5 separate regions of the Homo sapiens genome follow, and regions 2, 3, 4 and 5 are each linked to region 1. The links are chromatin loops, found by intact Hi-C in ENCODE. Cell type or tissue: B cell. All regions are shown on one strand. Links, peaks and the distances in the headings refer to the core of each region. The heading gives the core; the rest is flanking DNA. Region 1 has its middle 12 kb from the start of PPP2R1B. Region 2 has its middle 17 kb from the start of SIK2. Region 3 overlaps ALG9 (ALG9 alpha-1,2-mannosyltransferase). Region 4 overlaps POU2AF2 (POU class 2 homeobox associating factor 2). Region 5 has its middle 25 kb from the start of LAYN.

Region 1 (6,057 bases), core at 518-5,517:
TAGGCCTCTTATCACCATGTCGTTTTTTAAAAGAAAAAAAATAAAGAGACAGGGTCTCACCATGTTGCCCAGGTTGGTCTTGAACTCCTGGGCTCAGGCAGTCCTCTCCACTCAGCCTCTCAAAGTGCTGGGATTACAGGCATGAGCCACCACGCCCGGCCACTTATCATCATGTCTTGTACTAGACCTGGCCAACATAAATAGTAGATTTCAGCAGCTAGGCACACTGCCCCCAGGATCCAACTAGACAGAGGTTTGATTTAGCAACAGCAGGGCCAACTTAAAATATTCCTGTTCCCCTGAAAGCTTTTGCCCTTGGTCTCCCCTGAAGATGGTATTCTTCCCCACTTCCTTTTCTGATCTACTCAGCAGAACTGGTAGGAGAAAAGTCACAGGAGTAAGAAGGGACCAGTGCCAAGATCCCCTGGACACGAAAGTCACATTTCGGCAGAAATCCAGCTGGGACTGTAATCAGAAACTGGAATTTCCACTAACTTCTAGGATTTCAGGAAATCAACTCCCTCTCTGATTTAGCTATGTGGTTAAAATTAGCTGGAGGCCCCCAGTGTTCTAGAAAAGCCCCTACAAACACTTCATGTACCAGCTGCATACTGTTCTACTAGGACACTCTCCAGGCTGTGGTTACTGGAAGTGGACTAAGAAGGTGATAAAAAACTGAAACAAGTGCCTGTAGTCCCAGCTACTCAGGAGGCTGAGGCGGGAGGATCACTTAAGCCCGGGAGTTTGAGGCCAGCCTGGGCAACATAGTGAGACCCCATCTCTAAATAAATAAATAACTTATTTTTCATAAAGTGAAACAACTTTGACTACATCCTGTTCTCATCTCTGCCTACTGACTCCGTCTAGGTTCCCCCAACATATCATCCAAAAAAGACTGTAGACTTCAAAGAGGTTATGAAATAGGGACTATAAGTCACGGTTAAAAGAGCGGCTCAGGCGTCAGACTGCTTGGGTTTGAATTGCAGGTCTACCATTTTCTACCTAGGTGATCTTGGGCAAGACACTTAATAATATCTCCAAGCATCAGTTTCCCCATCTATAAAAGGAGGTTAATAATAGTTATTGACTTCATAAGGTTGTTGTGACGACTATGTGAGAAAAAAGCAACTTAAAGCATTCCTGACGTAAGTGGGGCGTGGTGCAGACACCTGCATTTCCCAGCCATCCAGGAGCCTAGGTGGGAGGATCACTTGGCCCAGAAGTTTGAGGCTCACTGCAAAATAAATAAATAAATAACAAAAAATAAATAAAAATAAAAATCTTGACATATAGTAAAGTTTAATATGTTAGCTATTATTCATGATTCCTCCACAGAGCAAATCTGACAATCTAGAGGGTGTATTAAAAAAACAAAAACCAAGGCTGGACATAGTGGTTCACGCCTATAATCCCAGCACTTTGGGAGGCTGAGGCGGGCAGATCACCAGAGGTCAGGAGTTTGAGACCAGCCTGGCCAACATGGTGAAACACCATCTCCACTAAAAATACAAAAGTTAGCCAGGCGTGGTGGCGTACCTGTAATCCCAGCTACTCAGGAGGCTGAGGCAGGAGAATCGCTTGAACCCAGGAGGTGGAGCTTGCAGTGAGACCAGATCATGCTACCGCACTCCAACCTGGGCAACAGAGCGAGACTCTATCTCAAAAAACAAAAACAAAACAAAACAAAAACCAAACCAACAAACAAAATACCCTCCTAAACCTAAAACCAGTACAGTCCCACATATTTCTAAGATTGAGCTCAAAGGAGGGTATCAGGAGTTAACAATCATGAAGAATAGAATCCCCTTCTATATCTGGCAGAGCTGACCTTGTTCGTTCCTCAAGGCCCAAATCTGGTCTAGGTGGTTACCCTACACTTTCAAAATGCAAATTCTACTTCCTTCTGTAAATGTGTGCTTTTCAACCCATGGCCTAGGCATGGGGAGTAAAGGTATTCTAAGGCCTTTCACTTTACTGGGCTCAGGCCCTGCTAAATGCTTCTACTTTCCCTTGAGTTACTGTGCCATGGATAATGAATTAGCATCTGAAGGACAGAACCTTGGACTTTGAAAAATCTTTTGAGTTGCTTTTGGCACTATCAATAAATTACCAGAGGTAAAGTTAGGACTTTGTATGTGATGTGGTTTGCTCATATTTGGAACCCTGAAAATGGGCAGATGGCTGGTAATTGCCACTAAGAGTAGCTGCTTCCTCCTCCCAACTAAACACATTTTATGTTACCTATGAACACCATCATAGTCATGCCAAACAGAACTGAAATTAGCTGAGAATTGACTTAAGAATCCTCGACCAGTAGGGAGTCACTGCTGTGATGGACAATTCACCCCTTGGTTAGTTACGGACATAATTTTCTCCAGGAAATTTTTGCAATTATAGCAATACAAGAGTGCAATGCAGAAATACAGATTCTAAAGAAATGCAATGAAGATATTTCAACTTACACTGGAATTACATCAAAAACTGACATGAACTAAATTGCTGGAGGGAAAGGAGGGCTGAGATTTTAGTGAGAATAGGATGCCCTCTGCTGGACATTAGGGAAGACTTATGACAGCATGGCAGACAAGGTTGCCTTAAGCTGTCAGAGACAGTGATACTTGGGAGTAAAACAAAAACAAAACAAGAAAACTTTGGCAATAAATTTACACTTTGGTGCTGTTTTCTAGAATATTCCCAGTAATCACAGACTATGAGAACACAAATATAAAAAAAAAATGCAAGGAAAGGGGTGAGTTTTAAAGAATCCATAACATTCTTTCATACATGTAGCACTGAAAAAACAGCCTTCTTTTCTACATACCTCCACAAATATTTCACTGGCAAGGAAAAAATGGGAGCACATTATAGGAAATACCAGGGAGGCTTAGAGACACAGTAACAGGGAGACAAGAAAGAGGTGAGACCAACTCCTGAATGGTACATGGTATCTTGTTGTTGGTTGAGTGAACACATTTCACGTCATTTCTCCCCAAATGAGATTAACCTTTGCTCTCGTGTCTGAGGGCAGTGGCAGCAGCTCAAGAGAAGCTCTCTCTGCAAAGACCAGAAGCAGACTAACAAAGGTAAAATAGGGTCTTTACTGTGCTTCTGTCAAATAAACAGAGCTACTTATATTTTAAAGCCAAACAAAGCAGGCTTCCCCAGTGCGTTGAGTAGAAGGGCTTAATATTCACACCTTCTTTTTTTTTTACACCCATTGTTCTACTCAAGGCAGCCATAGGTCCTTACCTGAGCAGGCCAAGTAGTGTCAAGCAATAAGGTTGAATCTGAAGGCCAGGCAGTATTCCTGAAGGGCAAGTCGGCCTGCTCAAGCCTCTTCTACCACCTGATCAATCATTCAATCAAATGACACTGAATAGGTCTGCAATTGCCAAAATTATAGTCATTCATTCTTTTTTTCCAGATGAGTTGTCATTCAGTGTACTGAGATGAGAGGATCAATGGGAAGAGAACTACAGTTAATTATTAACATCCATTAGCGTACTTCAGTATCATATTAGTTAATTGTTTCCCAGAAAGCAGGGCCCAGAGGGAATGGGAGAGAGGGCAGGTAAGGTTTGATGGGCTGGAGTAGACAGAGAAATAGGTCTGTGGTGGGGAAGAGGCCTAGATGAAGGCCTGGGTAACCAGGAGTCACAATTAGAAAAGGACACCAAATATGTTGCCTGTTTAATTACCTTTGATTTTTTGGTGTGATTGTTAGTCTCTCAGTCTTTATCCAGAGCAGTGGTGTTCAACTCTAGCTACCTGTTAGCTAGATCACCTGGAGAGTTTAAAAAAAAACATAATGGATGCCTGGGCCCACCCTCGACCACAAACTCAGAATTCCTGGGTGGTCAACCAGATAGTGGCAATTTTCTTTTCTTTTCTTTTTTTTTTTTTTTGAGACAGAGTTTCGCTCTTGTTGCCCAGGCTGGAGTGCAAGGATGCTACCTTGGTTCGCCGCAACCTCCGCCTCCCAGATTCAAGCGATTCTCCTGCCTCAGCCTACTGAGTAGCTGGGATTACAGGCATGCGCCACCACGCCCGACTAATTTTGTATTTTTAGTAGAGACAGGGTTTCTCCATGTTGGTCAGGCTGGTCTCGAACTCCCGACCTCAGGTGATCCGCCCACCACAGCCTCCCAAAGTGTTGGGATTACAGGTGTGAGCCACCGCGGCCGGCCAATAGTGGCAAATTTTTTAATGATCCCCAGATTCTGTCTCGTGTAGCTCCATTGGAGAACTGCTGCTTTACAGGTCACAGCTTCTTCAGCAGTGGGTACCAGGCTGTTGAAGCAGCTAACCAATCAACCAAAAACGCACGCCCTTCTCATTTGGCAACTTGCAATTCCCGAGTTAAGATGATCAGTCAAAGGCCAAGGGCACCACTTGTCAAATACAGTTTGTGCGAGAGTGAAGGTCAAGAGAGCTCTTGTAAGGCGAGTATGCCTGAAATCCATGGCTGAAGGTCTGCAAAAAACCCTTGTCAGAGGAAGTTTGTCACAAATCACCCAATCTTTTGGCTGTTGGGACCACCAAGAAGTTGCCTCATTTATATACTTTTCTTTCTTTTAATTATATATGTATATTTTTACATATAGAGGCGGGGTGGGGTCAAGCTTTATTGCCCAGGCTGATTTCAAACTCCTGGACTCAAACGATCCTCCCACCTCAGCCTCCCAAAGTGTTGGGATTACAGGTGTGAGCCCCCTCATCCAGCCAACTTACATACTTTCATCTCTAGGCATGTAATGACAGAACAAGCCCAGAAACCAGAGGCAAAACCAAAAACAAACAAAAAGCCCTACCACCTAAAGTATTTTATGAGAATTCACTGAAAAAAAGGGAAAAAAAAGCTCATACTCAGGTAAAATGTTATTTAAACCCAATTGTTAATTTTAACAGACTATTTATTCTACCAACCTACAACTGGAAATTCCCAGTCTTTCCTTGTCACTACAATTCCATAATCTCACATCCCTAATCTAAATTTCCTACATTATATTTCTCACGTGTTGGTTATCATTTGTTTAAATGTCAGGTCTATGCTGAATCCACAGCTGAAGAGAGCCAAAACAGCTTTCAGTTTTAAAATATCCCTTGCTACTTAATATTATTCAATCTGATGTATGGCTACGGTCATCTTGCAGCCAGACTTCCTTTTCCTAGCAGGACATGTAGCTGGTAGGGCCCGATCACCTCCTCACACCTGGAGGAGAGGCTTTCTGACCCAAACTTGTTCAGAAGGCCTCCTGGGCTAGGTCCGACCCTCTAAAAGCAAGTCACAATAGGAATATTCAATAAAGGTACCCTTTCTCTCTTTTTAGAAGCTACCCTTCTAAAATGCTTTTGTAAAGAAGCACTTGTATTTCAGGAGAATTGGCGAAATATAAACATTCATATCTTCCAAATTGCCCTTTTTGAGTACTACAGGCAGGATTTATAATTTGCCGTTTTTTTTTTTGTTTTGTTTTTTGTTTTTTTTGAGACAGAGTCTTGCTCCGTCACCCAGGTTAGAGTGCAGTGGCGTGATCTTGGCTCACTGCAACCTCCACCTCCTGGGTTCAAGCGATTCTCATGTCTCAGCCTCCCAAGTAGCTGGGATTACAGGCACCCACCATCATGCCCAGCTAATTTTTGTATTTTTGTAGAGATGGGGGTTTCACCGTGTAGGCCAGGCTGGTCTCGAACTCTTGACCTCAAGTGATCTGCCCGCCTCAGCCTCCCAAAGTGTTGGAATTACAAGCATGAGCCACCATGTCCGGCCAACTTGCCATATTTTCTATGGTCTAATCCATGCCAAGTTGAGAGCAACAGTTTGTACATTAGTCCCAGGTCTCTTTTTGCTTTTCTTTCTTCATTGTCAATAAAAATATACAGTACCAAAATGTTCAGGGAACCACGCTGAGCACCGGGAATACATAGCAGTGTGATGTGGTCTTTGCCCCTCATATGCCAACAATGGCCTTGCGAGACAGGGTCGCATGGTTTATATGTTACGGTTCTATGCCATTATTAAGGACACTGGGTAATCAAGAAGGCTCAGAAAAGAAT
Region 2 (6,057 bases), core at 582-5,581, 190 kb before region 1:
GAACTGTCTTCTTTCAATTCTTTCCTAGGCATACTAATCTGAACTCTTGTCCTAGTAAGTTGTTTATTATTTCTTCCAGTGCTTCCTAAACTTTTCCACTGAAGTACTGACAGAGAAGAATGAAAGCTACACAACACACACACACACACACACACATGCACACACACACGCACACACACACACACACACACCCCGGTGTGTACTCAAAGCCCTGGGAAAGTGACCCAAAGCAAAATTATTGGGAAATGCAAAATTTTTCCAAAGTCCTGTGTTTATCTTAAATATTCGTTCAAGTCCCACAACCTACTCTGTTTTTCTTAAAGAAACAGAAGTTTAAAAGGGCAATTGATATTCCAGAACATGCAGTATGTTTAACAAGGGCTTTGAGAAATCCCTTCCCCTCCCAAATCATGATATACCTCTTATAACCCCATTTAAGAAACCCAGATTGAGAAATCACTTATATAATAGATTTCTATTGCTCTGAGGTAGAATTCATACTCTTAAAAGTAGTTTGCCTTTTTAAAAGAAATCTGCATTCTATCTACTTATGAAGCATCTATTTTTTTTTTTGTTCTCATTTTAGCAAAATCACTAGTTGTTTCGGTTTTTTTTTTTAAGAGATAGTGTCTTACTTTGTCACCCATGCTGGAGTGCAGTGGTGCAATCACAGCTCACTGTAGCCTTGAACTCCTGGGCTCGAGCAATCCTCTCACCTCAGCCTCCTGAGTAGCTAGGACCACAGGTTTGTGCCACTACACCCAGCTATTTTTAAATTTTTTTGTAGAAATCGGGTCTTGCTATGTTACCCAGGCTGGTCTTGAATTCCTGGCCTCAAGCAATCCTCCCAACTCAGCCTCCCAAAGTGCTGGGATTACAGATGTGAGCCACCATGCCTGGCCCAGTTAAGTTGTAATAATCAAGATTTTCAAATAATTTGTGTTTTATCAACAGTAGTGATAAAAAAGATTAAAATTAAAATATACATCTATTCAAGCTGTATAAATTTTTATATTTTTATCAAAAGTATAATATAAATACAAAAAATTTTAATATGAAATTGTTTTTCATATATTGTTAAAAAGTTATCTTTTCTAAAATATTCAAAACCATCTATTAAAATTAAAAGGCAAAATATACATTAAAATTTGTAATTTTAAAATGGGGATACCACAGACTGCAAGCTTTTATTTTTATTTATTTATTATTATTTATTAATAATAAATGTTTATTAATATTTATTTATTTAAAAGGCTGGAGTGCAGTGGCACAATCTCGGCTCACTGCAGCCTCCGCCTCCTGGGTTCAAGCAATTCTCCTGCCTCAGCCTCCCGAGTGGCTAGGATTACAGGCACATGCTGCCATGCCCAGCTAATTTTTCCATTTTTAGTAGAGACAGGGTTTCACCATGTTGGCCAGGCTCGTCTTGAACTCCTGACCTCAGGTGATCTGACTGCCTCAGCCTCCCAAAGTGCTGGGATTGCAGGCATGAGCCACCGCACCAGGCCCAACATGCAAGTCTTTATGGCATTCAGATGCAGCCACCTGCTGTTTTGAGGACATAAGGCAAGAGATATGGAGAATGGTTTCCTGGGGCCTAACCAGTGTTAGTGGTAAGAGTGGACATTTAGGCTTATGGCCATGCTGTGTCAGTGCTGAATGCCAAACTGAGAGAGGGGTCATGTGCTCTTTAATAATGTGTGTGTGGGTGGGGGTGTTGTGGGTGGTTTGTGATATGCAGGGCCTTCTAAACCCGGGCAGTTTTCACTTGTCCCAGTCTGAGGACAGTCTGAAGTCTTCAGAATATGAATGCATCATGGAAAAGGGAAAGTGGTTTGACACCCCAGCCCCACCCCTTACCGCTCCAGAGAGCATACAGAGTTTACAAGATATTACCTGCCTACCCAGTGAAGTTAGTATATAAAGCAGATATGATTATTACTACTTTACAAATAAGGAAACTGTATTAGTCCATTTCATACTGCTATTAGAACTGCCCGAGACTAATTTACAGCAAGCGAAGGGGGAAGTGCCCTTTATAAAACCATCAGATCTCAGTCAGGTGCGGTGGCTCACACCTCTAATCCCTGCACTTTGGGAGGCTGAGGTGGGCAGATCACCTGAGGTCAGGAGTTCGAGACCAGCATGGCCAACATGGTGAAATGTAGTCCCAGCTACTCGGGAGGCTGAGGCAGGAGAATCACTTGAACCTGGGAGGTGGAGGTTGCAGTGAGCTGAGATTGCACCACTGTGCTTCAGCCCAGGGTGACAGAGCGAGACTCTATCTCATAAAACAAAACAAAACAAAACAACAACAACAACAACAACAACAAAAAACCCATCAGATCTCCTGAGAACTCACTCACTATCACAAGAACAGCATGGGGGATACCGCCCCCATCATCCAATTATCTCCACTTGGTCTCTCCCTTGACACATGGGGATGATGGAGATTATAATTTCCAAAGATAAGATTTGGGGGGGAACACAAAGCATGACCATATCAGAAACTGAGACACAAACTAAAATGAAGTGACTCTCCGCTGGTTAGCTAGCTACAACATGGTGGATCCAAGAGCAGAACTCAGGGCTCCTGGCTCCTTGCCCATAGAAGCTGGCTGCCTCGTGTCTCACTTCCTGATGCTCAAAGTTGCTACTATATTACTATAAGGATTTTGTGGTCAAGTAGTATGTGAGTTGAAAAGAATAAAAGAACCATATTGTTTAGCCCTCTTCAGTGTTTAGGGATCTGGAGGTTCAGAGGTGGAGGAAAAGGGAAGTCATTTTAATAGATGTTTTCTGAACCTGATCATTGAACTCCAACATCTGAGAATCAACATATCCTGAAATGTTTCTGGTCAAATAGTGATTATGGGCACAACAATAAAATTACTGTATTTAGTCTTCTGGTGCATGGTCAGCATCTTCTTTTATCCTTTTGATTTGGATTTCCTTGGGCTACTGAATGGGGATGTTTTCTGTTCTTACGTGGCAATTTGAGAGGGGTAGCTAAGTAGCATAATTGTTATTTACCATGTGGTATGCACTATTTGGGAGTTGGGGGCTGAACCTGACAGAAAATTAAATGTGATTTCTGCCCTCAAAAGTCCTCATTTTACTCTGATGAATAGATCTGACATGTAAACACAGGAAGGAGAGGAGAGCACTACTTTTAGGGGAAGTGGATAGAGAGATACACAATAAGACAGACCTCTGTGAGAGTACCTAATAAGTTTAATTGGATGATGAATTGAAGAAAATTAACAGATTATTTTTAATTTTTACTTTTGGGTATAAAGCAAAGGCTACAGATGCTGCCTCTAAAACTGATCTCCACACCTCCAATCTTATTCCTCCAAAGTTATGGTATAAGTTCAGTTATATGGCACCTGCCCACAAGCCAGATTTTTGGTGACATTTTATCTTCTTCACACAAAAAAAATATATATATACTCCTCTCTCTTTCCCACTGCCAACTCTCCTCTCCAGAAAGACTCAGGACACTAGAAATAAGTATCTTTGTTCACAGGGATGGATGGATGGATGGATGCCTATTTAGAAAAACATTTATGACAAAATGAGGCTGACCAGTAGAGGGGGCATGGGACTTACATTTGATGTTCTTTAAAGAACTAAGAAACAAAGGTGCTTTAGTGAGGTCACAAAGCAGAATTCATTAGGTGTGTAGCAAATTTACAACTGCTAGAAAAGTTTGTGAACGTTCTCTTTATATCTTTACATTCCTGTGTGGGCATATGGAAGAGGAACATTGTGCAGACTCCAGGAGTGAATCACTCTTGATCCAACAGTGCATGACATTTCTTACTTGAGCTCTCTTGCATTCAGATTCTTATTACTCAATGGTATATGTGTGACTTCATTTTAACACAGTTTTTTCCATTATGACACACATGTAAATTCCTCAAGTTGCTAAGGCACACTTTGTGTGGCAAAACATTCAAATGTTAGGTCAACTTTTACCTTCACATATCTAGAGATTGTTATCCTCAGCAATAATTGCTCTTAGTGGGTACCTTTGTGAGTAAAATGGTCTTAAGTGCCTGGGGGCCTAAACCTAATTGTTGAGACCCAGGACCTAGAGTCAAACAGATGAGACTTCAAATTCTTGATTCTGTCATATACTAGCTTCATGGACTTGAGCAAGTTACATTAACTCACTAAGCTTTGATCCATCTGTAAAAAGGGGATTATAGTAGTAATCAAAAATAGGATTGTTGTGTAGATTAATGATAACTAATAGTAAAAACAAAATATGGTTGGGATAGTTGATGTTTTTCTGCTCAAGTGCACAGATTATCTTTGATTCATGAAACACTGTTTTTCACTGGTACAAGCTTAGCACCCTTTTTGTTTGTTTGTTTGTTTGTTTTGAGATGTAGTCTCACTCTGTCGCCCAGGCTGGAGTGCAGTGGCGCAATCTTGGCTCACTGCAAGCTCCGCCTCCAACTTATAATTGTTGTTAGCTTATAAGCATTATAAGCTTATAAGCATGCCCGGCTAATTTTTTTGTATTTTTAGTAGAGACGGGGTTTCACCATGTTAGCCAGGATGGTCTCGATCTCCTGACCTCGTGATCCACCCGCCTCGGCCTCCCAAAGTGCTGGGATTACAGGCATGAGCCACCGTGCCTGGCCACTCTTTTGTTTTTATTTATATATACTTATGTACTTATTTATATATTTGCTTATTATGAATAAAAATATGAATACTTGTAAGCCAACCACCCAATATAAGAATTAGAATATTAACAATCATACAACCACCTATGAGCTTCCCCTCAATTCATTTCTCCACCTTCCCTTCCTTGAATCTCACATTTATGGATCTCATATTTGATTTTCAGAAGTTATTAATTTTAATATAATCAGATTCATTAATATTTTCTTTTATGGTTGGAGGCTTTTTTGTGTCCTTAATACTTCCCTAGCTCAAAGTCAGAAAGACATATATTTGCTAATAAAATTTATAAAATTTTACTTTTAACATTTAAGTATTTAATTTATGTGTTTATTTTTATATATGGTATGAGGTAGGGATCAATGTCATTTTTTCCATATAGATTTTTTTTTTGAGACTGGATCTTGCTTTGTTGCTCAGGCTGGAGAGCAGTGGTGCAATCGCAGCTCACTGCAGCCTTGACCTCCCAGGCTCAAGCAATCCTCCCACCTTAGCCTTCCAAGTAGCTGGGACCACAGGCACATGCCACCATCCCCAGCTAATTTTTTTGTAGAGATGGGGTTTCACTATGTTGCCCAGGCTAGTCTGGAATTCCTGGGCTCAAGTGATCCACCCATCTCATCCTCCCAAAGGGCTGGGATTGCAGGTGTGAGGCACTGCACCTGGCCTAGATAACCATTTTTTACAAGTCCATTTATTGAATAGTCCCTCCTTTCCCCATTGATCTGCCATACCACTTCTATCATATATCAAAATTCCATATATGGTCAGGCGCAGTGGCTCATGTCTATAATCCCAGCACTTTGGGAGGCCAAGGCTGGTAGATCACCTGAGCTCAGGAGTTTGAGACCAGCCTGGCCAACATGGCAAAACTCCATCTCTACTAAAAATACAAAAATTAGCTGGGCATGGTGGCACACACCTGTAGTCCTAGCTACTCAGGAAGCTGAGGCAGAAGAATCACTTGAACCTGGGAGGCGGAGGTTGCAGTAAGCCGAGATTGTGCAGCAGCACTCCAGCCTGGGTAATAGAGTGAGACTCCATCTCAAAAAAAAAAAAAAAAAAAAAAGAAAAAGAAAAAAAAACATATATACATGGGTCTGGTTTCTGAATTTAAAGTTTCATATATTTATTTCTGAACAAATCCCACACTATTTTTATATCCTATAGCACTATTTCCAAATATGATTTTCAAAGTAAATCCTGTTATTAGTAAAAAAAAACTAGATCAATAAACATTGTTTATTATGCTTGTTTTATATTTGTTAATTTTGTTAACCATCTGATCTAACATATTTGCTTCTGGTGGCATCTATAATCCAAGTTGTTGCTTTATTTTGAAGTAACTGTACTCCTGAG
Region 3 (6,057 bases), core at 390-5,389, 63 kb after region 1:
CTTAGTATAAGCCAAATATGTATTATATAATCATGAATCAAGTAAAACCTAAGAGCAAGTGACTCGTCAGTGTAGGTTAAGATATTCTTAGAAGATCTACCTCTGAACAGTGCCACAGAGCGAGAAAATGACAAGAGCCCAAACAGGAAGACAGTTCCTAATGCCAGCCAATTCGATGTCACAGTATAGTGCTCCAGGCGATATCGTTGAAACACAAAGTGGTAACATTTCTGGAAGTACAGAAAACTGTGCTGATAAAAGAAAATATAATTTGTAGAATATACATAATTACAAGACATCACAGTAACATCAAGAGCGAAGCCAAAAAAGAGGTTCTATTAGGGATCTGAGCATTTGCCAACAGTGAGGTACCTACTCCAAACTCTAAGATAAAAGCCAACTCCTCTAAGACTACCTGTAGTCTTGGCCAGGCAGAGGGCTTGCCAACAATAAAATCTCACTAGCTTCATAGGAAAATTATTTGAATATTTTGCTAGCATTTATAGTCCTAATAAGTTATTTTTTTTAAATATTTAAGCAATGCTTTTTTGGTAGTTTTGATATATAAAGTATTCCAATTTGTTTTTGATATAATGAGTACTAATCTTTACTATCAAAGTTTTTATCAAAGCTATTAGTATCAAAAAAAGGTCTCATGACCAAATAAGAAAAAAGAATTCCCCTTATAGAACACTAGGAACATGCTCTTAATTATATGCTGAATGACTTTACAAACTAGATGAATATAATATAAACACACATGCATGAATTCTGCTGTCTTTGAGTACCTTCTACTCAGACTTCTTCCCTTCCTTCCTTCCCTTCTAGACAGAAACTACTTACAGAAAGCAATTTTCCAATATATAACAAATGGCATAAATCTGTTTGAACCTTTTTCATATTTTTTGGAATCTATCCTGAGGAATCAATCTAAATATCTAAATGAAGATATTTATCCTAGCATAATACTGAATAAATGAGCAACCTAAATTCTACCATGAATTATATCCAATAATTACATTATATAAAGTCAAGTCAATATATTACATATTACATAATAATGCTATATATTATATCCAACTCAGAACATTCTACAGCTACTAAAATGATAAGCACAGAGAATGTTACAATATTAAATTAAAAGGGATATAAAGTGGCTGGGTGCGGTGGCTCACGCCTGTAATCCCAGCACTTTGGGAGGCCGAGACGGGAGGATCACAAGGTCATGAGATCGAGACCATCCTGGCTAACACAGTGAAAACCCCGTCTCTACTAAAAATACAAAAATTAGCCGGGCGTGGTGGCGGGCGCCTGTAGTCCCAGCTACCCGGGGGACTGAGGCAGGAGAATGGTGTGAACCCGAGAGGCAGAGCTTGCAGTGAGCCGAGATTGCGCCACTGCACTCCATCCAGCCTGGGCGACAGAGCAAGATTCCGTCTCAAAAAAAAAAAAAGGGGGGGGGGGATATAAAGTTACATGTATACTTATTATTACAACTATAACAAACCTTGGTATATGATATACAAAAATGCTGGGAGGAGTTTTTGTTAGGTTAATGTGACTAATTTTTCTTTTACTACTTCCTAAATTATCTGCAATAAAGTTCAATTACTTTTATAATTAAAATTATTTTTTAAAACTATCACCTAATATTGATGAACCTTGAAAACATTATGTTAAGAAAAGCCAGTCACAAAAGACCACATATCATATGTTTCCATGTATAGGAAATGTTCAGAATAGGCAAATCTATAAGAACAGAAAGTAGATTAATGGTTACTTAGGGCTGGTGAGAGATGAGAAAGGGAATGGGGGAACAATAGCTAAAGGGTACAGGGTTTTTGATCTAAAACTGACTGTGGTGACAACTGCACACATCTGTGAATAGACTAAAAACCACTGAATCATACCCTTTAAATAGGTAAACTGTATGGTTTGTGAATTATATCTCAAAAAACCTGTTAAGAAAAAAACCTATCATCCTAATTATTTTTTTTCTGCCAACTGCAAATGGTAGCAGAGGGCAATACAGGGTTCTGAGGCTACTGAAGCCGTAAGTACAGAGATATTCAAACAGAGTTAAGATGAGCTCTGCCAGAGAATTGACCTGGGCAGGTTTTCAACCAGGATTACAAAGTGCCCCATACTGTGAACTGCCTGCTGTGATCCCAAACTCTTGAGCAAGTTTTGTTATGATCTAGCAGTTCAAAGAGCAGACATTCCATTACTTCTGCCACAGAATGGAATTCTGCAATTGGATTCCTGTTGGTAACAGAGGCAAAGTAACACACAAATTAACACTGCAAACATGTAATCAGCAAATACAAGTATGGTAAACAGCTAAGCAATCAATATAAGAAGGTTTAATAATATGATCTATATCAGGTTTAATGTTATGGATAAAATATCTTAGGTGGAAGCATTCTGTAATTTGCACTTAAGTTTGTGAGCAATTATTTAATAAGTAAAAAAGAATGAGGCAGATACACTTCTCCCTGAAACTCACCTGAAGTGCAGAGAGAGCCACAGCGCCACAGAGACATATAAGTGGATACACAGGGAAAAGAAATCTCTCCTCTTTGTGAGGCTGGATGAAGAAAATTATAAACCAAATATACATTGGAGCCAAGGTAAGCCAATACGGGTGGCCTAAATTCTGAACTGCAAGACACAGAAAAATACCCATCTTTCATTATATTAGAACAAAACAACATATTTAGTTTTAGTGTTATCTTGATCTCAAATTTAGGAGTATGCCCTAGGACACTCCATAGAATGTTTCTACTCTTGTATTCACACTTTCTCCAATGCCATAAAGGCATCAAAAGGAGAGAAGAATATACTCCTTAGCTCTCCCAAGAGATCTAAACTCTAACAACAAGCACAATACTAGATTTGGTTAGGACACATATAAATGTCAAGTTAATGGCTAATAGAACTTAATAAATTCTACGTTAGATGAAGGAAAAATAAGCCGTCTCCTTTAATGAGTCCTGCCACTAAGACGAAAAGTTCCTGAGTTTAACCAAAAGCATAACATAAATTCATTTCTGGGGTTTTAATTCCAATGTTCTGTTTAATTGGTGTCTCTTATCTATACACCAATCAGTCTGTTCAAATAGCCATGGATCAAAGGAAAACAAAATTGTTGGATTCTCAAATTCATTACTGGTTTTCATCAAGCCACAAATGACGGAGTTTGTTTCAAGGCAAACATAAAAATGCTCTTAAAGGAAGTTCAGTGATTGTTTTCTCTCCATTTTGCAATACTCATCCACTCCGGATCCCCAAATTGGAACAAAAATGTACTTAAAGCATGTGAAAGAATTAAAGGAATGTAATGAACACTAAAACCCAAGAACCTGCTGGAAAGTTCCCGTGGTTAGGTACATGAGAAATGAGAGATAAGCCTGCAACCCACAGTGAAGGCATCTCCTACTGCGTTTACAGGAGTGATAATGAGCAACGCAAATGCGGGCAAATGGTAGATAGACAGCGCCCCCTGGTGTCCACCATGTTAACAGTAAGCCAGTTTACAAGATCAGGATTATCGTCAAGATCCACTTTAGCTATGCCTAATTTAGCATTCCTAGGCTATCACTTTCACTGTAGAAATTCTTTAAGGATAAAAATTCTTGAACTACAATAACAAGATTTTGTTTCAACTTTTGCTCTAAGACATTATGGGATTTTAGATAATAATTTAGAATATATACCTTTCTAGGTAGTATATTTTAAGGGGGAGGTTTTTTGTTTTTTGTTTTCTGAGACGGAGTCTCTCTCTGTCACCCAAGCTGAAGTGCAGTGGCACAATCTCGGCTCACTGCAACCTCTACCTCCCAGGTTCGAATGATTCTCCTGCCTCAGCCTCCTTAGTAGCTGGGATTACAGGCATGCATCAACACACCAGGCTAACTGTTGTATTTTTAGTGGAGATGGGGTTTCACAGTGTTGGTCATGCTGGTCTTGAACTTCTGACCTCAGGTGATCCACCCGCCTCGGCCTCTCAAAGTGCTGGGATTACAGGCGTGAGCCACTGTGCCTGGCCTAAGGTGGGGTTTTTTAATTAGAAGAAAATAAATCCACTTATTGTCCACAAGTAAACAGTCCTTTTCTCTTCTGTACCTTAAAGGCTAACGAGTAATCTTTTTTTAATAAGGCAAAAAATTTTGAAATGTCCTCCATAAAATATACAAAATCACAACCACAGCTAGATATGATGAAATCAAGAGTAATTTCTTTCCTGCTTCTTAATAATTTTCTATGGTTTGGGGGACTTTTTTTTTCTCTTGAGACAGGGTCTCGCTCTGTCACCCAGGCTGGAGCATAGTGGCACAACCATGGCTCACTGTAGCCTTGACCTCCTAGGCTTAAGCAATCCTCCCACCTCAGCCTCCCAAGTAGCTGGGACTACAGGTGTGCATCGCCATGCCCGGTTAATTTTTTAATTTTTTTCGTAGTGACAGGGTCTTGCTATCTCACCCAGGCTGGTCTTGAACTCCTGGGTTCAAGCAATCCTCCCACCTCGTGCTCCCAAAATACTGGGATTATAGGCATGAGCCACTGTGCCTGGTCTTTTTTCTCTTAAAAAAGTATTGGTTCTATTCTAAAATCACATAAAAATATAAAGAAAAAAACAGAAAATGTTTTCTTACTAGGTAGATATGTGCATACATTATGCATTTTAAACCAATATTTTATACTTAAAATTTTATCATACTGTAGAGAACAGCTTAATATCCTGTTTTTTTACTGACGTTACAAGCATTTCCAAATTTTCCACAAGCATAAATAATTATTATTGTTGTTTTTAAAAACAGAGACACAGGTCTCACTATGTTGCCCAGAGTGGTCTCGAACTCCTGGGCTCAAGCAATCCTCCCACCGTAGCCTCCCGGGCAGCTGGAACTATATGCACGTGCCACTGCTCCCAGCTATCATAAATTATTTTTATAGTCAGAAAAATAGCTATTTTCAAAAAAAGAAAAAGTGATCCTTAAGAAATAGAAGGGATAGAGGAATAAGTTAACACCTCAAGGGAGCAAACAGCTGAGTCTAAAATGTGGGACATTATGCAAGATGATGGCCTGGTTTCTTTAAAGAAATCTTCGAAAGAAAAAAAGTAAGATGGGGGTCTTCTTAAAAAGCTTAAGAAATATAACACTAAATTCAGTACGTGACCCTTGTTGAGATTCTGCTTTAAACTAACTATAAAAGGCTATTTTTCAGACAATCTAGGAAATCAATGGGTATTAGATGATATTAAGAAATTACTGATAATTTTATTAGGATAATGGCATTATGGCTACGTTGAAACAAAAGTCCTAACACCAAAGAAAAGTGACTCTGAAGGCTGCTCTAATATTCTTATAATACAACGAACTCATTATAAACCATTAATAGTAGAAAAGCAGAATGGAGGTGGGATGGGGGAACTGATCATATGGCATCCAAATCAGACTGCAAAGTCTGAAATTAAATCTTTTTCCAAACCTCATATGAATTTCTGTTCAAATCTGTCTTCCATAAAAGAAATGAGAGGCACTAGATATCCAGAGCCACGACAACTTGAGAAAACACCAGCTGTGCACTACAGAATCAGAGCAAGCAAAGCAAACGACAAACCAAACTTTCTCCAATAAGGCAGACACAGAAACAAAAAGGAACAAAGAAAAGCATCATGCTTCTGAGGAAGTCCAAAGCTTCCCTTACTTCACTATCAAATTTGGGGAAATCCCTGTATGGTTCAGATTTTATACTTTCGTTTGAAGTACTATCTCGTGGATTACCTTAAGCAACCTATCAGGTTAATATACACTTCTTTAAAAGATAGAAAACTCAAATAGGCTTGTTCTCTTCTGAGATTTTTTTTGAGATGGAGTTTTGCTCTTGTCGCTCAGCTGGAGTGCAGCGGCGCAGGGTCTTGGCTCACTACAACCTCTGCCTCCTGGGTTCAAACGATTCTCCTGCCTCAGCCTCCCTAGTAAGTGGGATTACAGGCATCCACCACCATGTCTGGCTAATTTTTGTATTTTTAGTAGAGATGGGGTTTCACCA
Region 4 (6,057 bases), core at 613-5,612, 490 kb before region 1:
CATACAGTAGGCGCCCCTTAGCCATGGTTTCCCTTTCTGAGGTTTCAGCTACTCATGGTTAACTGCAGTCTGAACATACTAAATGCGAAATTCCAGAAATAAACAATTTCTAGATCTTAAATGGCATGCCTTTCTCAGTGGTGTGATGAAATTTCATTCAGTCCCACTCTGTGCTGCCCAGGACTTGAATCTTACCTTTGTCCAGCCAATCCACACTGTCTACACCACCTGCCCGTTAGTGTCTCAGTAGCCGACTCAGTGATTGGATCACCTGTCTCTGTATGGCAGTGCTTGTGTTCAAGTCACCCTTATTGTATTTCACAATGGCCCGAAAGCACAAGAGTAGTGACACTGGCAATTTAGATATGCCAAAGAGAAGCCGGAATGTGCTTCCTTTAAATGAAAAAGTAAACGTTCTCAACTTAATAAGGAAAGAAAAAAAATGTATGCTGAGGTCAGACATTGGTATGGTAAGAACAAATCTTTTGTCTGTGAAATTGTGAAGAAGGCGAAAGAAATTCATGCGAGTTTTGCTGTTGCACCTCGAACTGCAAAACTGTGGCCACAATGCATGATAAATTCTTAGCTAAGATGGAAAAGGCATTGAGTTTGTGGGTGGAGGACATGATGGCAATCAGGTGTGGTGCTATCCTCAGTTTTAGGAACCCACTGGGGAGTCTTGGAACATATCCCTCGTGGGTAAGGGGAGGCTACTGGATATGCGTATATATAGTCACTTAATATATATTGGATGAGGGAATGTTAACTGGAACAGTAGAAGATGAAGGATAAATTACTACATTTCATCCAGCCAGTGCTTTCTGGCATGTTTATCAAAATGTAAAAGTGTGGTTGCTCTTTGTCCCTTGTAAAACTTTGTTCTATGGTACTTGAATTCTTATTCTCAGTTGACCTGAGGGTCAACCCAACTCCCCAGATAATACTTCTGAATATCATAAAACCAAGCTTATAAGGTGTATTCCTAATTTTTATTAAATTCAAACTTACAACTAAAGAAAACACTTGAATTCTGTTTACCTTCCAGGGCAGCGTCAGTTCCTCTCAGTCTCCATTTGTGCAGATGCCAGGTGAGTACTTTAATTCAATAAGCAATTATTCCCTTTTGAATTTAAATCAAGCATCTGGGCTTCCATTCTTTCATAACGACCTTACAACACTTCCAAAACTCTGCTCCTTTAAAATAGTTTTGTCTAAAATACAAAATCAGCGAAGGACAGAACTCATGCAGTAATTTCTGAATTTAAAATTCATTTTGTCTTGAAAGCAGCCCTTTTATCCCAAGCTTTTGGGGCAAAGGCAATATAAATTATGCCCTTGATACAGTTTTAAATTGTCTAAAGTTCTGACACCATGATCTGATAGATGAGGCATCTGCTTTCAAACAGAAAGGGGAAAGCCGTCTGCGAGCAGAGGGAGTCAGGCATTTGGTTCAGTATTTTGAATTCATTTCAATGCCTATGTCTCATTAAATACTCCTGTGGGGATGTAAAAGGGGAATTCCTAATAATACTGTTGGACATTCTTGTATAAACACACACCACACAGGCAAAGACAATCTCATTTAGTTCAACTCAGACGCGGCACATTCCCTAATAGTTTTATCACCTTCAGAGCTGGATAAGGGAAAGGAATAAGAGCAATCGAGGATCCCGAATATTTAAATGTCTGTATGTTGTTTCCCAATCATATATAGTGCCATTGAAATTTGGTGGCATCTCCTGCCTTCTACAGAAAAAAAAAAGAAAAATTTCCATAGCTTCTCTTTATCTAGAAATTATCCTTTCTCTTTGTACAGAGAAAATCCATGCTAAGAGAGCAGAGGCTTTTTTCTTCGTGGTTGTTTTGATTTGGAAATTGGGAGTATAGATGAGAGCCTGGAAACCTTGTTTTCATATTCTCAACCTTAACCGCTCTCATAAATATAATTTCATTGTATGAAACAGAACCTTATTTATTTATATTAAGGTTCAGCTGCACAGATTTTTTCCCAAGGAAGTATGCTTATAATGAAAACCCTAACTTCAGCTTTCAAATGCATGAGCAGGTTAGAAGTTATAGAATGTAAGATGAAAGTGAAGTGAGTGGAGTCGTGCCACAGGTTTTGATGGGGAATTTTGATTTCTTCTTCTGGATGAATAAATTCACATGCCATTCTTGAACACAATGTTATACTACTAGGTTTAAAGAAAATGTATAAGGCATGAGATCTGCCCCCTTGGGCTCGCAGGTTGACTGGAAAGATCATTGTGACTCAGGTGAAAGAGGAATGAGCATAATATAAAGTGCCACATCCTGTGGAACGGGCTGGAATTCTGTGTCTATAGAATCAGAAGCTCAGAAGTGGTCTGCTGCTGTGGTTGGGGTAAGGTAAGGAAGACAGGCACTTATATCTTCTCCCCAGTTCAGCCTTTTTGTGACCTATGACCTAAGGGTGTTGGTGTTAGCATTAGATCACACCCAAGGCCAGCTGGAACAATTAAACCATCAGTTTTATAGACCTCAAGTCTATGCCCTCAAACATGTTCTGAATGATCAGTGTTTTCTGCTACAACTGAGCTACGGGGTCAGAAAGTGTTGAGCAAACACACCTTTTTCCTTGGAAACCATTTCACTGCTGGGCTTACCTTAAATGAAGCTCTTATCAGTTTCTGTCCCTCCCTCTCTCCACCAAGGAAAACTTTTTACTTTTTTTTTTTTTTTTTTTGAGACGGACTCTTGCTCTGGGCGAGATCTCAGCTCACTGCAACCTCCACCTCCCGGGTTCAAGTAATTCTCCTGCCTCAGCCTCCTGAGTAACTGGGACTACAGCAGCTGTGATTACAGGCATGGTGGCCCAGCTGATTTTTGTATTGTTTTTAGTAGAGATGGGTTTTCACCATGTTGGCCAGGATGGTCTCAATCTCTTGACCTCGTGATCCGCCAGCCTGGGCCTCCCAAAGTGCTGGGATTACAGGTGTGAGCCACCGAGCCTGCACCACCAAGGGAAACTTTATGTAGCCGGCACTGTCTTCCTAAACGTGCTGGGCCCTGGTGAGTTGAGTGAAGGAGTCCATGAGGCCACAAGAGGGCAGCAAATAACATAAAACTCATCAAAACCCTAAAACTACAGGCCTCTAAAATTGGCTTCTGTGTGGCCATCTAATCCTAAAGAAAGTCATTTATTGATGTCTGCCAGGCGTGCGACCCAGTGTAAGGTCAATGTGTGAAGAATTAGAAGGCAGAGTACAGCCTGCCTCTTTGAGGTGGGGTTATATGTGTTACCTTATCCAGACATAGCGATCTCAGATAACAGGCCAGGAGCACCTCTTGTTAACAGTTCTATGTATATGGAGAGGTAGCTCCGATGTTGTGAAAAAGATGCTTCCTTGGTTAAAATATGAATGCCAAGAGATTATTTCATTTATGTCTTCCTAGCACAGCGCCGGTCACCGGGAAGGTACTCAGTAAATGTGAATGAATGAACAGACACGGTACTGTCTAAAATGAACTCACCCCTAAAGGCGACAATGTTTTCAAACGTTAGTTATTTGGGCTAATGCAGGAATATTTCACGCTTTTCAAGACATTTCTCTATTTCCATGTTAGCGTTGGAGTCAGGCACGCGTTAGTAACATCGTTTCCCAGGCAGAGACTCAGCTGCAACCGAGGCCTTGACCGCCCTGGGAGGAATTTTCTGCCCATGTGTTTTTCATTTGGCAACAGGTTCGCCGGTCACGTCAGGTTACTACGGTGTCAGAAGATCTTTCTTATCTGACTCAGACTTCCACAACAGTAAACAGTTTTCAAATGACGTCTACACCTCCAGCGTGGGGAAGCCGTTTCCCTGTGAGTCCTCCGCAGGGCAGAGCCATGCGGCTCTCCTGGAGCCCTACTTCCCCCAGGAGCCCTACGGAGACTACCGGCCTCCGGCGCTGACGCCCAACGCGGGCTCTCTGTTCAGCGCCTCGCCCCTACCGCCGCTCCTGCCACCGCCCTTCCCCGGAGACCCAGCTCACTTCCTATTTGTGAGTATGCAGAGACCTCGTGTGAGGGAGTAAAAGAGGGGCGAGGCTCGCCCTCTGGCCAGCCGCTGTGCTTGGCATCCGGGTTGAAGCCAGGTCTGGCTCACCCTGTAGACTCCAGAGGCTGCTTTGCAGCTGCCTAGAGATGCCAGGACACCCTCCGAGGGAGCCTTGTTCAAGGATCCCTGTTAGCCATGACAGCCAGGAGCGTCTACGCAGGGCTTGGAACCGGGAGGAATGTGCAGCAGGATTTATATCCATTTTGTTAATGCTCTACTGATATTGCCTGATGTTCCCCCACCCTGTTAGTGCCAGTCGTCATCATTCCTGCAGCCCCTAAGGAAGGAACACTGAAGCTGCATCTCAGACATGCTAGGCAGTAATGAGATGGATCATAATCTCCCAAGGAGGGTACATAGGGCTCCTCTTTCTTTCCAAGTCCCCTGCCTCCCCTTCCCCACATTTTTAGCCTAAAAATCCTTGTTCTCTCTCAATCCTTCCAAACAGGTGAGTTCATAAAGATCTGAAGATTGCTAATGCTCATAGAGAATAGTAAAGGTTTCTACCACAAAGTAATGAAGCTCTAAAGACAGGAGTTTAGACAAAAGGGAGAGGATGAGAATTCACATTATTAAGTATACTCTATGCCAGGAAATGTGATGTGTTCATTCAATACTTGCAACAACTCAGGATATATTTATGAAAGTCCCATTTTACAGATGAGCAATGTCGGGCTCAGAGTCAGGAGGAGCCACGAATGAATCCAAATCTTTCTAGCTCCAAACTTACGGGATTCCTACCTCTTTCCTCCTGCTTTAATGAGGACAGAGTGGGCTTCTCAGTCCCCTCAAAAATTCACCATGGAGTTGAAGGCCTACTCCGAGGAGTGGGCCAAGCGCTGACCTTCCCCACTGTGTAAATGGCATTCTAGGACCCAGACTAATGGGAGACTCAAAAAGAATCCAAGACAGAGTGCATTGCACACAGTAAAATGTTGCATACATGTGCATTTTATTAGTCTCACATTTCACTCATTTAATGTTGTCTTCTGGGAAAAGGAATCTCAATATCTATAGCAAATCTAATTCTAGAGTAGGAAGGGAGGAAAACTTTCACTGCTGGTGTCAAAAGCCGGAGAGAAGAGCAGCCTGAGAGCCAGGCTTCAGGCAGCAGAGAGAGGGGACGAAGGCTGCCCTGAAGCCACAGTCTGGCAGCACACAATGTATCATCAGAGTGTCACCTAGTGAATAACCTCCGTGGCCTTTCCATTCTCCTCAGAGGGACTCATGGGAGCAGACGTTGCCTGACGGTCTCAGCCAGCCTGACCCTGTGTCTGCCGATGCCCTGCTGACCTTGCCACCCAGCACGAGTTGCCTCTCCCAGCTTGAGTCCGGGAGCATCGCCCAGCACAGGGGCTCAAGCTGGGGGTCATCCCTGGCTGGGGCTCAGTCATACTCGCTGCATGCTCTGGAAGATCTGCACCACACTCCGGGGTACCCTACCCCGCCTCCTTACCCCTTCACCCCTTTCATGACGGTGTCAAATGACCTACCGCCCAAGGTGGGGCCACTCTCCCCAGATGAGGAAGCAGACACCGGTTCCCTCCATGACCCTTCCCCTTGGGTGAAAGAAGATGGGAGTATTGCCTGGGGGTCATATGAATGCCGCAGAGCTTATTGAGGGGAGGGCCAAATGACTTCTGGGTTTTTCTTTAACTTGAGGTGTATTCCAAAGATTGTTTTAGGTGTGTCAGCCCATTCAGGACTGGATTTTCAGAATAAGCCTCAATGCTGCTCTTTGTTAGTGGACGAGGGCATTTATTTGTAATCCTCTCCACTGTAACCCCACTGAAATAAAACAGAATGTTAATTAAATGTGTCAGAGACCGTATTCTAGTAAGATAACCTTACAATGTGGTCTTTTTGGAACTGTTGTAACCCATTACGTTCTGAATCTTCTGTTATCTTTGAAGTATCATTTTTGGCACTGATTTTTCTTAAATTACATTAAAAAGTTTATGCAGATCATAAAAGAT
Region 5 (6,057 bases), core at 371-5,370, 210 kb before region 1:
CACTGTTAATCTATAAAGGGAGTAAGGTTGTAATCAGAACAGACCCTCAGCATCTTCCCTTCCCTTTTTTCATTAATGTGTTGTCTCTTCTGGGACCTAGAGATCTCTTCTGTGTTTGTACACAGCCAGTCTTACCCTGCATTTTAATTATTCACTTTCTTTTTCCTCCTCAGGTTTACTAGCCTGAGTTTACCCAACTCCATTTCTATCTCTAATAATTGCACTTCACTTATGTAACAAATATTTGCTAAATGTTAAGGGTTTGCTATGTTCCCGTTGAGCTTGAGCTTATTCATTAAGCTAGTATCATATGGAAATTTAGTAAGTTTGTTTCATAATTGCTATGATTTGAATGTTTGCCCCCTTCAAAACTCAGGTTGGCCAGGCATGTTGGCTCATGCCTGTAATCCCAGCACTTTGGGAGGCTGAGGCAGGAGGATTGCTTGAGCCCGGGAGTTCAAGACCAGGCTGGGCAACATAACGAGACCCCGTCTCTACAAAAAATAAGAAAATTAGCTGGGTGTGGTAGTGCATGCCTATAGTCCCAGCTATGCAGGAGCTGAGGTGAAAGGATTACTTGAGCCCAGAGGTCAAGGTTGCAGTGAGCTCTGATCATGCCACTGCACTCCAGCCGGAGTGACAAGTGACATCCTGTTTCAAAAACAAACCAACCAAGAAAAAAAGACAAAAAAAACCTCATGTAGAAACTTATTCCCCAATGTGGCAGTATTGACAGGTGGGGTCTTTAAGAGATGATTGGGTCATGAGGGCTTTGCCCTCATGGATTAATGGGTTTTCACAGGAGTAGGACTTGTGGCTTTATAAGAAGAGGAACAGAGACCTGAGCTAGCACCCTCAGGCCCCTCACCGTGTTACGCCCTGCGCTGCCTCAGGACTCTATAGAGAGTCTCCACCAGCAAAAAGACGCTCCCACATGCAGCCCCTCAACCTTGGACTTCTCGGCCTCCAGAACTATAAGAAATACATTTTGTTTCTTTATAAATTACCCAGTTTTAGGTATTCTGTTACAAGCAATAGGAAATGGACGAAGACAACCATTTAAAACCGTATTTCCCAACCTTTTTTTCCACTGTGACACACATGACAGATAAAATGTATGTATCAGACAACCACTTTGGTCTCTTTACTCGACAAGCATTCCTGTTTGTTTGTTTGTTTGTTTGTTTTTTGAGACGGAGTCTCGCTCTGTTCCCTAGGCTGGAGTGCAGGGTCATGCGATCTTGGCTCACTGCAGCCTCCACCTCCTGTATTTGCAACTTTTCTTAGTTTGAAATTCTTTAAGGAACAGCATCTGCAAACACAGGTACTGGAATGGTTGGTAACATATTACTTGCAGCACACCTTCCATCTAAGCTCAGCACACAGGGGTTTGCCATGATGTTGGAGTTGAGAGCATCTAAAAGCCTCTGATCCAAGATAAAAATAAATCATTAGTAAAGCTGTCAATCAGTACCCAAGCCCCAGGCTCAGGCCCAGGACCCCAAACCCCACCTTTGTCATTTCCTTGCAGGCTACAGGGAGCCATGTGAGCCACCCCACAGAAGTGAATCCGGAGATTCCTTTCCTCCACAGTTTCCCATCCCTCCCCTGTGAGAACGCAAATAGGTTGTGTGATCTAAGGTGACTTCCAGTTCTAAAATTATTCAATATGATTCTTTTTCTAATTTGTTAAGCATGTTATGCCCACATTACTTCTGAGCTTGTAGTAAGACACACCTAATGGTGGATAGCAAACTGAAGACAGAAGTGTCAAATAAGGTCTAGGAAACTGCAAGCCCAGAGATGGAGAAGCAACAAAGCCAATTATTCTGTACAGCCCCTTCCTTCTTTCTTCCAAAGAACAGTAAATGGTAACTAATGGCTAAAGAATCTTAAGTTATTCTTGAATCTTGAATTTGAACAGCAGAAAGAAATAGTGACTAGAATGAGTCTTTAGAGCCGGGGCACCAGGAGAAACTGGTTTTTAAAACAGAATAATACCATGTATAGGCTGGAGGCAGTGGCTGTAATCCCAGCACTTTGGGAGGCCAAGGCAGACAGATCACGAGGTCAGGAGATCGAGACCATCCTGGCCAACGTGGTGAAACTCCATCTCTACTAAAGATACAAAAATTAGCTGGGCATGGTGGCACGCACCTGTAGTCCCAGCTACTGGGGAGGCTGAGGCAGGAGAATCGCTTGAACCTGGGAGGCAGAGGTTGCAGTGAGCCGAGATCACACCACTGTACTCCAGCCTGGTGACAGAGCATGACTCCGTCTCAAAACACACACACACACACACACACACACACACACACACACACACACACACACACACACACAAAATAATACCATGTATGACAAGGGTCCCCAGCCACCAGGCCAATGACTGGGACCCATCCCTGGCCTGTTAGGAACCGGGCTGCATAGCAGGCAGTGAGCAAGCAATACTGCCTGAGCTCCGCCTCCTGTGAGATCAGTGGCAACATTAGATTCTCATAGGAGTGCGAACCCTATTGTGAACTGCGCATGCGAGGGATCTAGGTTGTGTGCTCCTTATGAGAATTGCTGGCTCACGCCTGTAATTCCAGCACTTTGGGATTCCAAGGTGGGCAGATCACCTGAGGTTAGGAGTTCGAGACCAGCCTGTCCAACATGGTGAAACCCCATCTCTACCAAAAATACAAAAATCAGCCGGGCATAGTGGCTCATGCCTGTAGTCTCAGCTACTTGGGAGGCTGAGGCAGGAGAATTGCTTGAACCAGGGAGCCGGAGGTTGCAGTGAGCCAAGATCGTGCCACTACACTCCAGCCTGGGGGACACAGCGAGACTCCATCTTAAAAAAAAATTGAAAAAAATAAATAAAATATATATATGTAGGATCAAGCAGAATTCACCATTGCTTGACAGCATTGGTGTATTAGGGAAAAGGCCTGTCAGCATTTTTGCCTGATGCAACTTTGCCAGGAAGTTCGAGGCTGCTTTGTTTTCACCACCAGGTGGCAGTATTAGGCTGGCATAGAAATTTTACCTAATTATAATGACCAATTTCTGGCAAGCAACTGCAAAGAGAAAGGGAGGTAAAGATATATGGAGAAATAAGAAAATACAATGCAGGTGAAAATCCTGGGTTCTGGAATCAGGTTGTTGAGTTTCTAAGTCCTATTACTGCTACTTACTGGCTGTGCAATCTTGAACAAACTACATTATTTAACCTCGGTTTCCTCATCTCTAAAATGAAGATAACATTACCTACCTGGAAATGCTGCTATAATAAAAATCACAAAATATGCATAAGGTGCTTGATGCATTTTGTGGGTTGAATTTCATCCATCACCACCACCCCCCTCAGAAAAAGTATTGAACTCCTAACCCCAAATCCCTCAAAAATGTGACCTTTTTTGGAAATAGGGTCATTTCGGATATACTTAGTTAAGATGAAGTCATTAGCATGGAACCCTGTTCCAATGACTGGTGTCCTCAAAAAAAAAAGGCAATTTGGACACAGAAATGCATACAGGGAGAGCGCCATGTGAAGACGAAGGCAAAGATCATGGTGATGCTTCTACAAGCCAAAGAATGCCAAAGATTGTTGGCAAACCACCAGAAACTAGGCAAGAGGTGCGAAACAGATTTCTCTTACCGTCCTCAGAAGGAACCAACCCTGCTGACATCTTGATCTTGGACTCGTACCCTCTAGAATGATGAGAAACCATTTCTGTTGTTTAAGCCACCCAGTTTGTGGTACTTTGTTATGGCAGCCCAAGCAAACTAATAGAACAGATAAGCCCTCATTAAATACTAGCTAGTATTAGTCCTGTACTCTTTTAATCTAATTGTACTGAGACAACAATACTGTTTTTACTGTAAATTATAGCTCACTTTCCAGCTATCATGGGTTTATATATCCTGCCCTCCCCCACAAAATCATGGCATTCTGTGGAGTGACAGAGGGCAAAACCAGGGCAGACATGAGAGTCACAGGGAGGGGGATTTCCATGACACGCAGGAGGATGCCTGCTTACAACAAACACTGTAAGACCTTCACCCCTCCAGGGGCTCACGGAGAGACCATGTGAGCCCTTGGGAGAAGGAAGGATTCCAAGCCCCCAGGTGCGAGTTTTCGCTGATCAATGTGCTACACGGAAGTGATATAGGTGCCGGCTCTTATTGCCAGAGGGCTCTTATTCCACCTGCTGGTGGAAAACAGGTTGGATGTCATAACCTTTAAAACCCCTTCATCTCATCTCAGTGCATACATTTCAGCCACTTTCTTTTGAACGTATAGAAGCTTGGAATAGAAAGTGGGCAGAGCAGGTTGGTGGTAGTTTGTTTCTTTTTCTTTGGTGGGATCTGGAATCCCTAACAGCTAGTTTTACTAAAGACTGAGATTGGCTAGGTAGGATTAAGGCTGAGGAACTGCCCCTAACCCCCTACCGCATGCCACACACCTCCTCACTATTTCATCACCACACCCCCAGCCTCCAAGGCAATGAATAAGAGTGTCGAATAAATTAGCTGGAATAGGCAGCTCTGAAAGTTACCACATTTGGCAGACAATTCATCCCAAATCTTCCCTTCCTCAGGCTCAAAAAGAGACTCAACCTTGCTGGGTAGGCTGGGTGCTGTCCACAGTTAGGGGGATTTGGAGCTGGTTCTATTGCACGTATGATAGAGAAAACAGGAGGGAATACAGTTGCCCTTCTCATTCTCAGGTTCTGCATCCAAGGATTCAACCAACCATGGATGGAAAATATTCAGAAAATACAAAGCAAAATGAATGCTAAGAAAAAGAAAAAAATTTTTAAAAAAGAGAGGAAATATTTGGAAAAAAAACCCAGAAAATGTTATGTTGTTACTGGAGTTCGGCCTAGATGGTTACATTTGTACTGAGCATATGTACAGTACAGGCTTTTTTTTTCTTGTCATTATTCCCTAAGCAATACAGTATAACAATTGTTTATGCAGCATTTACATCGTATTAGGTATTTTAAGTAATCTAGAGACGATTTAAAGTATACTGCATGTAGTGGCTCAGCCTGTAATCCTAGCACTTTGGGAGGCCAAAGCAGGAGGATTGCTTGGGCCCAGGAGTTCCAGACCAGCCTGGGCAACACAGAGAGACACCATCTCTACAAGAAAAAAAAAAAATAGCCAGGAGTTGTGGTGCACACCTGTGGTCCCAGCTACTAGAGAGGCTGAGGTGGGAGGATCAGTTGAGCCCGGGAGGTCGAGACTGCAGAGAGCTACGATTGCACCACCGCACTCCAGACTGGGTGACAGAGCAACACCTTATCTCGAAAAATAAATAAATAAAATAAAATATACAGCAAGATGTGGTTGTATGCAAATATTACACCATTTTATAACAAGGACGTGAGCATCTGTGGATTTTGGTATCCACTGGCCCTGGAACCAATATCCTGCAGATACTCACGGACAATTGTATTGCCTGCCAGGGTTGCCCCAAAAGTCCCACACCCAAGTTGATGCCACAAATTGCCTCTAGGGCAGACCCCCACTCTCAGGATGGATTGGAATTTTAACTAAAAGGAATTTTGGATATGATGGTCTTATTTGGATCCCGATTTGAACAAGCTAATCAGAAAAAGACATCTTGCGATAATTGGAAAAAATCTGAACATAAACTGAGTATTAGAGAAAATTAAAGATTTATTTTTGTTTTCATTAGGAGTGATAATGACATAGTGGTTTTATAAAAGATAAAAGGCCTTATCGGTTAAAGATGACAGTAAAATGACCCAATTTTGGCCAGGCGTGGTGGCTTATGCTTGTAATCCTAGCACTTTGGGAGGCCGAGGCAGGCAGATCATGAGGTCAGTAGTTCAAGACGAGCCTGGCCAACATGGTGAAACCTCGTCTGTACTAAAAATACAAAAATTAGCTGGGTGTGGTGGTGTGCACCTGTAATCCCAGCTACTCAGGAGGCTGAGGCAGGAGAATTGCTTGAACCTGGGAGGTGGAGGTTGCAGTTAGCAGAGATTGCGCCACTTCACTCCAGCCTGGGCAACAGGGCAAGACTCCATCTTGGGGGAA

What was found. Peaks named below come from ENCODE experiments on the same cell type or tissue, not always from the same donor. Only the 100,000 strongest peaks of a DNase experiment are listed, where the experiment ranks them.
Region 2: it touches region 1 in a loop (19-fold over the local background); 42 of 110 quality-filtered maps call a loop at or near these places.
Region 3: a loop joins it to region 1, with 8 times the contacts of the local background. A loop is called at or near these places in 87 of 110 quality-filtered maps.
Region 4: a loop joins it to region 1, with 14 times the contacts of the local background. A loop is called at or near these places in 3 of 110 quality-filtered maps.
Region 5: a loop joins it to region 1, with 19 times the contacts of the local background. A loop is called at or near these places in 39 of 110 quality-filtered maps.

What each region holds. Positions count from the first base shown.
Region 1 is chr11:111,774,927-111,780,983 of GRCh38, forward strand. It overlaps a transcript of ALG9 not described here. Among named protein-coding and RNA genes, the nearest start is that of PPP2R1B, 12 kb to the left of the region's middle. RefSeq lists a silencer at 2,460-2,619. In B cell, for the core only: CTCF peaks have their summits at 2,530 (motif pointing left) and 2,730; DNase peaks (open chromatin) are centred at 1,885 and 2,535; H3K4me3 peaks cover 801 bases; H3K27ac peaks cover 1,200 bases.
Region 2 is chr11:111,582,902-111,588,958 of GRCh38, forward strand. No RefSeq gene overlaps it. Among named protein-coding and RNA genes, the nearest start is that of SIK2, 17 kb to the right of the region's middle. In B cell, for the core only: CTCF peaks have their summits at 3,574 (motif pointing right) and 3,778; a DNase peak (open chromatin) is centred at 3,610.
Region 3 is chr11:111,838,149-111,844,205 of GRCh38, forward strand. ALG9 (ALG9 alpha-1,2-mannosyltransferase) reads right to left here. Exons shown (of 15, transcript NM_024740.2): 10 at 2,507-2,661; 11 at 101-251. Among named protein-coding and RNA genes, the nearest start is that of ALG9, 30 kb to the right of the region's middle. RefSeq lists an enhancer at 854-1,355. In B cell, for the core only: CTCF peaks have their summits at 3,509 (motif pointing left) and 3,711; a DNase peak (open chromatin) is centred at 3,473.
Region 4 is chr11:111,280,353-111,286,409 of GRCh38, forward strand. It overlaps POU2AF2 (POU class 2 homeobox associating factor 2), which reads left to right. Exons shown (of 5, transcript NM_198498.3): 3 at 1,046-1,088; 4 at 3,724-4,025; 5 at 5,301-6,049. The coding sequence ends at 5,702. Among named protein-coding and RNA genes, the nearest start is that of POU2AF3, 15 kb to the right of the region's middle. In B cell, for the core only: CTCF peaks have their summits at 3,096 (motif pointing right) and 3,303; DNase peaks (open chromatin) are centred at 3,099 and 3,939.
Region 5 is chr11:111,562,334-111,568,390 of GRCh38, forward strand. No RefSeq gene overlaps it. Among named protein-coding and RNA genes, the nearest start is that of LAYN, 25 kb to the left of the region's middle. RefSeq lists an enhancer at 2,629-3,132. In B cell, for the core only: CTCF peaks have their summits at 2,961 (motif pointing right) and 3,166; a DNase peak (open chromatin) is centred at 3,008.